Linked DNA regions of Homo sapiens: region 2 is linked to region 1. A link is a loop called in an ENCODE intact Hi-C map of the cell type or tissue named here. Cell type or tissue: stomach. All regions are shown on one strand. Region 1 overlaps NECAB2 (N-terminal EF-hand calcium binding protein 2). Region 2 holds the start of ADAD2-AS1 (ADAD2 antisense RNA 1).

The links. A loop is a pair of places that touch in the nucleus more often than their neighbours do. Peaks named below come from ENCODE experiments on the same cell type or tissue, not always from the same donor. Only the 100,000 strongest peaks of a DNase experiment are listed, where the experiment ranks them.
Region 2: it touches region 1 in a loop (2.4-fold over the local background); 28 of 110 quality-filtered maps call a loop at or near these places.

What each region holds. Positions count from the first base shown.
Region 1 is chr16:83,972,277-83,977,276 of GRCh38, forward strand. All of the region lies in intron 2 of NECAB2 (N-terminal EF-hand calcium binding protein 2), which reads left to right. Among named protein-coding and RNA genes, the nearest start is that of NECAB2, 6.5 kb to the left of the region's middle. RefSeq lists an enhancer at 1,182-1,683 and a silencer at 1,888-2,182. In stomach, no CTCF peak of the experiment used is centred here; no DNase peak of the experiment used is centred here; H3K27me3 peaks cover 997 bases.
Region 2 is chr16:84,192,637-84,197,636 of GRCh38, forward strand. ADAD2 (adenosine deaminase domain containing 2) reads left to right here. Exons shown (of 10, transcript NM_001145400.2): 2 at 1,806-1,946; 3 at 2,297-2,344; 4 at 2,433-2,558; 5 at 2,660-2,810; 6 at 2,894-3,061; 7 at 3,179-3,408; 8 at 3,491-3,734; 9 at 4,011-4,131; 10 at 4,234-4,530. The coding sequence ends at 4,338. It overlaps ADAD2-AS1 (ADAD2 antisense RNA 1), which reads right to left and starts at 4,417. Exons shown (of 5, transcript NR_147175.1): 1 at 4,246-4,417; 2 at 2,625-2,805; 3 at 2,409-2,520; 4 at 1,753-2,089; 5 at 1-1,670. RefSeq lists enhancers at 1,670-2,869, 3,025-3,647. In stomach, no CTCF peak of the experiment used is centred here; no DNase peak of the experiment used is centred here; H3K27ac peaks cover 471 bases; H3K27me3 peaks cover 2,563 bases.

The sequences.
Region 1 (5,000 bases):
AGGTTTGGAGTGCAGGGGTCTGAAGTTAGAAGGCCAAATCCTGCTGCTGCTCTGTGCCTTGACCTCCCTGTCTGTAAAACGGGAATCCTAGTAGGGCCTACTTAGTAGGGACAGCTCCACTCAAGGGCTCAGTGAGTCTTGTCTGTGATGCCAAGAACAATGACTGGCCGTGGTAAGGGCTGGGTGTACTTTAGGCCTTTTCCTAGCTGGGCTGGACCAGAGGAGCCCGGGCTGGGGCCCAGAAACCCTCCTTGAAAGGAAGCCGCCAGCCTCACGCTAGGCCCTTCACAAGCCTTGGTGCAGTTCTTCATCGTAGCAACCTGAGCAGTCAGTGCTCTTGCCTCTGTTGACACCATAGCAGCCCAGAGAGGTTAAGCAATTTGCCCCAGGGTTGCCCAGCTGCATGAAGGAAACGGAGGCTCTCCTGAAGACCGGGGCCCTTTTCCCTTTCTCTCTCAGCCTCTTTAAAAATGTGAGCAGCGCCTTGTTGTGGCCACGGAATTCATAGCGCTCCACTTCTCCCGACTCCTTGGAGGGGCTTCACTTGCAGAAGGAGCCCAGGCCTTGAGAGAATAAGCACGTTTAGGCGGCCCAGCTGAGCCTCGGCTGACAAAAAGCACCTTCTTAAAAATACCAGAATCATTATTACAGTTGCAACGCAACTCACCGTGGACTTGAACCAAGACAGATTCCCTCTCTGGGCCTTGGTTTTCCCGTGGGTAAAGTGGGGCAATAACACTTGCCCTGCCTCCTTCCCTGGGTTTTGGGGAAAAGCCAGAGAGGCGGTGTGGGTGACAAATGTTTTTAAAGAGAATCGCGTGCTCCCGGTATGTTCATTCATTGAGAAAATGCACATCAAGTACCAAGCCTGTGGCAGGGGAAGAGCACGCAACAGAGACCCTGTGACCTGCCCCAGGGCCCTTGGTCCCCAACGCCTCTGGCCCCGGTTCCTCTCCTGCACAAGCTGCAGTTGAGGGTGGCAGCTCTGGCCTGGGTCTCCAGCACCCGCCTCATCCCTGGGAGTTCCTGTTGACGGCTCCCACCCAGGGCGGTTGCAGGGTGGAGTTGGAGGCCTTGGGCATGGTGGGAGGGCAGGTGCACAGGCCTGGGCTGGAATCAGTTCCAACGAGTCTCCCACCCTGGCCTCCTGCATCCCTGGGGGGTGACAGTGACCACTCCCAGGCCTCTGGGGAAGAAGGACCATCAGCAGTGATTCCATACGGAGCAGAGGAGGAATAAGAGGGACGTAGGGAGATGAAGTGGCTCTGGAAAAACAGCCGTAGCATCATGGCCTGAAAAGCCTTGGAGATGAGGAGGGGAAATCAGGGGGCTGTCCCTGAGATGGGGTCGCCGGAGCCCTCAGCGTCATTGCCTGTGTGCTGGCCTGGCTCCTCCAGCAGGTTGAGAGGTAGGGATTTGGGTTTGTCCCTTGTCCCGGGCCTGATACCCAGCACACAGTAGGTCCTCGGTAAATGTCTGTAGACTTGGTGGACGTGTTTGTTGGTGAGAGCGTGGCTGTGCGTATCTCGGTGACTCAGCAGCGTGAGGCTGTTGGGAATGCGTGTGTCCAGCGTGGGCCTCTAGCCATGGCTGTGCATCCCGAGTGTGTGTGCAGTTAGTGTGCGTGTGTGGCTTCCTGAGTGTGCAGCTCTGCAGGAGCCACTGCAGTGTATACACTTGGGCAGGTGGTGCCTGGCCCCCTCGGGCACAGATGGGGTTCTGTCCTTGCTGCAGGCTCCCCCCATCAGAGGCCATGTGTCCACCCCCTGAGCACAGCTGTGGGACTCTCAGTTTCCTTACTGCAGCCTCCTCAAAGGCCGAGCCTGTTCCTTCTCCTTGGGGCTTACATCTTACCAGCCACCACTATGTGACCGTTAGGGGCTGTCACCAGGGTGAATGTGGGTGTGAGATGCGGGTTCCAGCAAGAGCTTCCCAGGTCCCCCAGCCTGACTGCCTAGGCTCAAGTCCTGGCTCAGCCGCGTACCGGCTCTGGCCTCAGGCAAGTCACCAAATTCTGCAGTCTCAGTTTCCTTATCTGTAAATGGGAATAATTACAGCACCCACCTCAGAGGGCTGTCTGAGGATAGATAGTTGCTCTCCTGGCTTCGCTCATTGAAGATATCAATAAGTCCCCGCTGCTCTGCCTCAAATGCCTCGGAAATGGGAGTCCGCAGGTGTGGCTTGTCCAGAGGGGTTTGATTCCTCTGTGCTCAGCAGGGAATTCGGTCTGGGGGAGGCTGCCAGCAGTCACTGAACGTCTGTTATGCACCAGGACTTGAATGTGCTTTTTCCTTTAATCTTCATTGTGATCCTCCTGAGACAAGAAGTATCAACCCCCACCCTCCTTCCAGATGACGAAAACAAGGCTCGGAGATGGCACGTGATATTCTTCACATGGTCGGGGGGCAGCGGTGCAGGCAGGTTCTGATTCAACACAGCAGCTTAAAAGCTTGTAGGAGTGGGGATGGGACTTGGTGTGGGTATAGATAGGGGAGTGGTGTGGGAATAGAATGGCTGGGGAAAGAGGAATGAGTGTAGGGGTGAGAATAGGTGTCAAGGAGGTGTGGATCCAAGAATGAGAGCAGGTGTGCAGGGAGGTGTGGGTGCAGGGATGAGAGCAGGTGTGCAGGGAGGCGTGGGTGCGGGGATGGGAACAGGTGTGCAGGGAGGTGTGGGTGCAGGGATGGGAACAGGTGTGCAGGGAGGTGTGGGTGCGGGAATGTGAACCGGTGTGCAGGGATGAGAGCAGGTGTGCAGGGAGGTGTGCAGGGATGAGAGCAGGTGTGCAGGGAGGTGTGGGTGCAGGGATGAGAACAGGTGTGCAGGGATGAGAGCAGGTGTGCAGGGAGGTGTGCAGGGATGAGAGCAGGTGTGCAGGGAGGTGTGGGTGCAGGGATGGGAACAGGTGTGCAGGGAGGTGTTGGTGCGGGGATGGGAACAGGTGTGCAGGGAGGTGTTGGTGCGGGAATGTGAACCGGTGTGCAGGGAGGCGTGGGTGCGGGGATGGGAACAGGTGTGCAGGGATGAGAGCAGGTGTGCAGGGAGGTGTGGGTGCGGGGATGGGAACAGGTGTGCAGGGATGAGAACAGGTGTGCAGGGGGTGCAGATGTGGAGGCCGATAGGCCCACAAGCACACACAGGACTGCTCAACACTGACGCTAGCCCTGCCTCACGTGTCCACAGGAAGGATGGATGGGATGCCTCAGGGGAGCGGGAGATGGGGTGCAAACTCAAAGGACCCCCCAGGCTGCCCTTAGGACTTAGAGATTACAGGAACAAAGGCTCAGGGCTGCCCTGTCAGGGTGGCTCCTGTGACAGAGACTTGTTTGGCTGAGCTGGATACCGGATGCCCAGTCCCTATGGGAAGGTTAGCATGAGGGGCCTGACTGGCAGCCTGGGACATAAACTCAGGGGGTGGCAGAGGGCTGAGTGGCAGACAGCATTTCCCTTCAGGGACATGGACGCTGACAGGCTGACAGGCTCTTGGCATTTGAAAGGTCATGGAGACAGAGAGTGAGTTTGTGCTAATTAGCAAAGACACCTGCAAACGGCCCGCTTGGGGTCTCTGGCAAAAGTGCCAGCGCGGGCCCGCTTGGCCTGTCTAATTGGACTGGGGGCCTACGTAGGGCATGTTTTTTCCTCATTAGTGAATTCATTAGGGCCGTGATCAGGCGTTCAGGATAAATGTCAGCCGAAAGCTTAGTGAGGGGGCACCTTGCTGGCCTCTGTCTGCCTGCTCTCCCTGTGTGCCGAGGGGGCACCTTGCTGGTCTCTGGCTGCCTGCTCTCCCTGTGTGCAGAGGGGGCCCAAGGTACCTGGACAGGCACGTGGGGAGATGAGCCAGCCAGAGGGAGGCTGGGATTGGGGCTCACAACCCCTGTCATGCCCATGGTGACTGCCCCTCACCCAAAGTGGGGGTGCCTGAGCCAGCACCCACCCCCTGCTGGGTAGGTGGCGATGTCGCCACAAGATCCTACCCCTGGATTAGGTTGAGAGCCTGGACTTGGGAGCCAGATGGCCTGGGTTCAAGCTTCAGCTGTAGGACCTAGGCAAGTACCCTAAGGGCTCTGTGCCTCAGTTTACCCCTCTCTAACATGGAAGTGGTAGTACTACCTGTGTCGTGAGTGTTAAGAAGACTAAAGGAGTGAGTCCGTGGAAGGTACTCCACGTGTGGTGTGACTCCACACTGGGATTCCTGGGTTTTATCTTCAGGCTTGCCGAAGACACTCGGAAGGCATCCTCTGTCACAGAACACAGAAAGCAACAACTTCGATTTCACTTATCTCGTGGCTGACTTTGCGGACTTTTAGTTGTTAGGTTTTGGGTCTTTGGTTTGTGCATGTGTGGTTGGATTGGGGTTTTTTTGGCCTTTCCTTTGAAAGACAGAAATTCTTCCCACTGTAACCTTGAAATCTGAGCTGCGATGGGGGCATCTTGGGATATTGGCCCTAGCCCCCCGTGCCCACACGTTCATATTCTTTACCGGTCTCTGATACTTTATGCTCTATGGGGTTAAAGAGAAAAGTGGTGGCATGAAACCTTGGCAAGATCTGAGGACCCCCCCTCTCCTGAGCTTATGCTCTCACCCTGTGTTGAGCTCCAGCAGAGCTGCTGGGAGCACAGACAGAAGCACTGGAGCCTTTAAAGTTTAAGAATGACTCATTCTCAACCCAAGTACGTCTGCCATGTCGGGTTAGGCAGGTTGTGCGCTGCACAAGGGCACCCACCCGAGGAAATGGAGGGTTTCAAATCCAGGCTGCAATCCGCTTTCAACACATGTGCACTGACACTGGTCTCATCCTCTCGGCAGAGAAAGGAGAGTCTTTTTCTAATCCATAGGAAGGTGCCATGTGGACTCTCAGGGCCCTTGTCCCAAGCACCCAGCTTTGAATGCAGATCCTCTGGAAGTAATGCCAGGGGTTTATGCAGAGAGGCTGGGGGCCAGGAACTGTCATGGGCTCCCTCTTGTCTCTGACCTCCATGCCACTCACATAGTTTCT
Region 2 (5,000 bases), 220 kb after region 1:
TTCAAGTGATTCTCCTACCTCAGCCTCCTGAGTAGCTGGGATTACAGGTGTCCACACCAAGCCCGGCTAATTTATTTTTGTATTTTTAGTACAGATGGGGTTTCACCATGTTGGCCAGGCTGGTCTCAAACTCCTGACCTCTAGTGATCCGCCCGCCTTGGCCTCCCAAAGTGCTGGGATTATAGGTTAGAGCCACCTTGCCCAGCCCTCTTTTTTTTTTTCCTTTGAGACAGAGTCTCGCTCTGTGGCCCAGGCTGGAGTGCAGTGGTGAGATCTCAACTCACTGCAACCTTTGCCTTTCGAATTCAAACGATTCTTGCGCCTCAGCCTCCCGAGTAGCTGGAATGACAGACTTGTGCCCCCGTGCCCAGCTAATTTTTTTGTGTTTTAATAGAGATGGGGTTTCACCGTGTTGGCCATGCTGGTCTTGAGTTCCTGTCCTCAGCCCCACAAAGTGCTGGGATTACAGGAGTGAGCCACTGTGCCCGGCCTCATCTATATTTCTTAAAAACAAGGGCATCTCTTATGTAACTACAATACAATTATCAAATCCTGGAAATTTAACATTGATATAATACCATCTTCTAATTTCTATTCACATTCAAATTTTGCCAGTTGTCCCAGTAATGACCTCATGGCCATTGTTTCCCATCCCAGTATGACATTACAGTTAGCTGTCATGCCTCTTTAATCTCTTACCTGAAACAGTTCCTGTCTTTGTCTTTCACAACATTGATGTCTTTGAAGAGTAAGGGCCAGTAGTTTTGCGAATGTCCTTCAGCTTGGGTTTGTCTGTTTCCTCAGAACTGAGTTCAGGTGATGTGTTATTGAAGTGATGTCGAGTCTTTGGCACGCATCTCACCAGGAAGTGTGCGATCTTGCTTTGTCCCCTGGCGATGCGAGCTGTGGGGATTTGACTAGGGTGGCATCTACCAGGTGTCTTCACTTTCTCCTTTGTGCTGAATAAGTCATCCAGGGGAGGCATTTGGAGATCATGTAGATATCCTGTCCCTATAACATTGTCACTTGTGGTTTTAGAAAATCATGCTTTGATGGTTCTCCCCAGATTCAGTCGCTGTTAGGATGGCAGCCACATGCTGGCTTTCTAAGGCCAACATCCCTTCCACGTCTGTCTGTGGTTGCTGGTTTTGATGCCTGTTTAGAGCAGACAGATCTCAGCGCAGTGGGGAGTGCTGAAATGGGTTCCCTTCCAAAAGGGAAACCCCCAGAGGGGCAGTCCTTGGGAGAAACAATTTAGCAGCAAGTACTGTGAAATTAACCCTGCACCTTTGACCATGTGATCCCAGTTCCAGATTTTTCATCTCTCTTTTGTGTTATAAGTAACACCCAAAATGATACTGTTTCATAGGAAAAGTGTTCAAATATAGAGCCCCTGGAGGAGAGGAATTGAAAGCAATGTGTCTGTGGCAGGTGGAAGTGCTCAGAGCCTTCCTCCTGAGAACAGGGTGGCGTGGGCTCTGGAGAGGGGACCTGGATTTGGGTCCTGACTCAAGTTGGGCAAACCGCCTGCCGTTTCTGCTCATCTGTGAAATGGAGTCACGCATCCCTGCTGTGGAGGAGTTGGGTGAGGACTTGGTTGAATCAGCGATGGGTCACAGCCTGCAGAGGCACTCAAGGGTGTGCGCGGCATGGGGTGGCGATGGAGCCTGCTGGAGGAAGGGAAGGGTGGTGAGGGTCTCATTATTCTGACCGTCCTCGATATCAGGTGTCAGGAGGAGGCAGAGGTGGTACCTGTCACAGGGCGAAGGCCAGGGGGCTGCTTCCTCACCTGGCTCCTTCCCCAGGTCCCTGCTTCCCCTTCTCGGTGAGCGCGGAACTGGATGGGGTGGTCTGCCCTGCGGGCACTGCGAATAGCAAGACGGAGGCCAAACAGCAGGCAGCGCTCTCTGCCCTCTGCTACATCCGGAGTCAGCTGGAGAACCCAGGTAATGGAGGGAGGGCCAGGCAGCTGAGCCGCAGCTGGGGACAAGAGGACTGAGGCTGGCAGTCCCGTGGGGAGGCGGAAGTGGCTGTGCGTGTGAGCAGGAGGTGGGTTGCTGTACAAACCATCTGAGCATCAGGACGTCACCTGCAGGGAGCTGGGGCGGGGTACATGTGCCGGTCCCTGCTTTCACGTCCTCTGGGGACACCGGGGGTAGGGACCGCTAGAAGAGCAGCTCGTGTAATGTCCTGTGTCTGGAAGATGAAAACTTCCTCTCCCCGCCTCCTTGGCTTCCTGAGGGACGGAGGGTGGGCCTTGGCACCCACACCAGCCCGCCCTCCTTGCCTCTTTCAGAGTCCCCCCAGACCTCCAGCCGGCCTCCACTGGCCCCCCTGAGCGTAGGTAGGTGAGCATTCCCGGACCCAGGCTTGTAGTGTCGAGGGGAGAGGCGTGGGCCCCCTTCTACCTGCAGTCTCTCGCCCTGGCGCAGAGAACATCCTGACCCATGAGCAGCGCTGCGCAGCGTTGGTGAGCGCCGGCTTTGACCTCCTGTTGGACGAGCGCTCGCCATACTGGGCCTGTAAGGGGACTGTGGCTGGAGTCATCCTGGAGAGGGGTAGGGATCGCCCCAGCCCTGGCCCTGGCCCCGGCCCCCTGGGAAGGGCCCCCTCAAGCTCCTTGCCTTAGGCTGGGCCGTCTCTGCCCCCTCCTGCACAGAGATCCCGCGTGCCAGGGGCCACGTGAAGGAGATCTACAAGCTGGTGGCTCTGGGCACCGGCAGCAGCTGCTGTGCTGGCTGGCTGGAGTTCTCGGGCCAGCAGCTCCACGACTGCCATGGCCTGGTCATCGCCCGCAGGGCCCTGCTGAGGTGAGGGGCAGTGGGGTGGGCGCCTGATAGCAGCCTTCGCCAGGACAAGGTCTTCCCAACCACCCTGTGCCTGTCGCTCCTAGGTTCTTGTTCCGGCAGCTCCTGCTGGCCACACAGGGGGGCCCCAAGGGCAAGGAGCAGTCCGTGCTGGCCCCCCAGCCAGGGCCCGGACCCCCATTCACCCTCAAGCCCCGCGTCTTCCTGCACCTCTACATCAGCAACACCCCCAAGGGCGCGGCCCGTGACATCTAGTATGCAGGGCCCCCGGGGCAGGCGGGGGATGGGGCTCCCTCGGTTGGGCTGCTGGGTGGGGGCCAGGGTCAGAAGAGCAGCCCTGAAGCTGATGTCTGTCCCCACCCGGCCCGCAGCCTGCCCCCCACCTCGGAAGGTGGCCTCCCGCACAGCCCACCCATGCGCCTGCAGGCCCATGTGCTCGGGCAGCTGAAGCCTGTGTGCTACGTGGCGCCCTCGCTCTGTGACACCCACGTGGGCTGCCTGTCAGCCAGTGACAAGCTGGCACGCTGGGCCGTGCTGGGGCTGGGTGGTGCCCTGCTGGCCCACCTGGTGTCCCCACTCTACAGCACCAGCCTCATCCTGGGTGAGCACGTGGTGAGGGCTGGGGGGGTGAGAAGGGAGGGCAGGGAGGTCACTCACCTTGTCCTGTCCCTTCTGCCCTGCAGCTGACTCATGCCACGACCCTCCGACTCTGAGCAGGGCCATCCACACCCGGCCCTGCCTGGACAGTGTCCTGGGGCCATGCCTGCCACCTCCCTACGTCCGGACCGCCCTGCACCTGTTTGCAGGGCCCCCGGTGGCCCCTTCCGAACCCACCCCTGACACCTGCCGTGGCCTGAGCCTCAACTGGAGCCTGGGGGACCCTGGCATCGAGGTTGTGGATGTGGCCACCGGGCGTGTGAAGGCCAAGTGAGAAGGGCCCCCTGGGGCCGGGCTGTGGAGCAGTGCTGGTGATGGAGGGCTCATGCATGAGCTTCCTCACCTCAGTCTAATCCCAGCGCAACCCCTTCGCTCAACCCCTTCGCTCAACCCCTTCCTAGCTCCGTAGTGGTGGCCACACCTCTGTCTGCCCTGTGAGTCCTGTGACATTGTCACAGTGTGAGAGGAGGTAGTGTGAGGTGTGTAGCAGGCCTGCTGGTCCAGCTTGTATCTCTCTGATCTCAGTGGTATCCTCTCTTCATCCAGTGCCGCCCTGGGGCCTCCCTCCCGTCTCTGCAAGGCCTCCTTTCTCCGGGCCTTTCACCAGGCGGCCAGGGCTGTGGGGAAGCCCTACCTCCTGGCCTTGAAGACCTACGAGGCTGCCAAGGTTGGTTCCCCACCCTCCCCCCGTCCCGGTCCCTCTCCAGCCCTGCAGTCCCTGCCCCCTGCAGGTACCTCCTCTCACCCCACCTCTCATCTCCCGCCCTAGGCTGGGCCCTACCAGGAGGCTCGCAGGCAGCTGTCTCTCCTCCTGGACCAGCAGGGCCTGGGGGCTTGGCCCTCGAAGCCACTGGTGGGCAAATTCAGAAACTGAAGCCAGCCTCGGCGGGACCGAGGTCCCGGAGCCAAGCTGTACCCCTGCTGGGGGAGTGCCCTATCTGAGGAGCGTTGTGGGGAGAACATGGGTTGTGCGGGGTGAAACTGGGGCTGGAGGGAAGGAGGAGCCTGCTGTGGTTGGGAGGCGGCTGCTGCACGTTTGGGCTTGAATAAAGAAGTATTTCTGGTTCCTGTGTGTGTAGTTGGCTGTGTGTGTGTGTGTGTGTGTGTTTATGTGTTGGGGTGGCCAGGGGCCCTTTGTTTGCGGAGAGAGCCCCTCACTCCTCCTTTGGGAGGCCCTGTGTTCACTGGGTTCCCACCTGGATCCTCTCACTGAGCCACTGAATTGTCACCCCCGCCCCTGTTCACAGGGCTGGAGGCAGGTTTAGGAGGGGAGGTGACCTCCCCTGGTTCCTCCTGTTTTCCAGCCTGTGTGCTGGAGGAGACCACGGAGGCCACGGGTTGCGGGTGTTGTAAAGGGTGGGAGGGCAGGCTGCTTGGATGTGTGAGCATTTTGTCCTCTGGCCGCTATTGGGGCTCCAAATCCTTGCCTTTCTGGGCCCCCAGGATGTGTGGGAGGGCAGAGAACACCCTTCCCTGGTCAGAGCTTTAGCTGCCCTGGCCCTCGAGGGTGCTGTGGGGTCTGGGCAGCCCCATGTT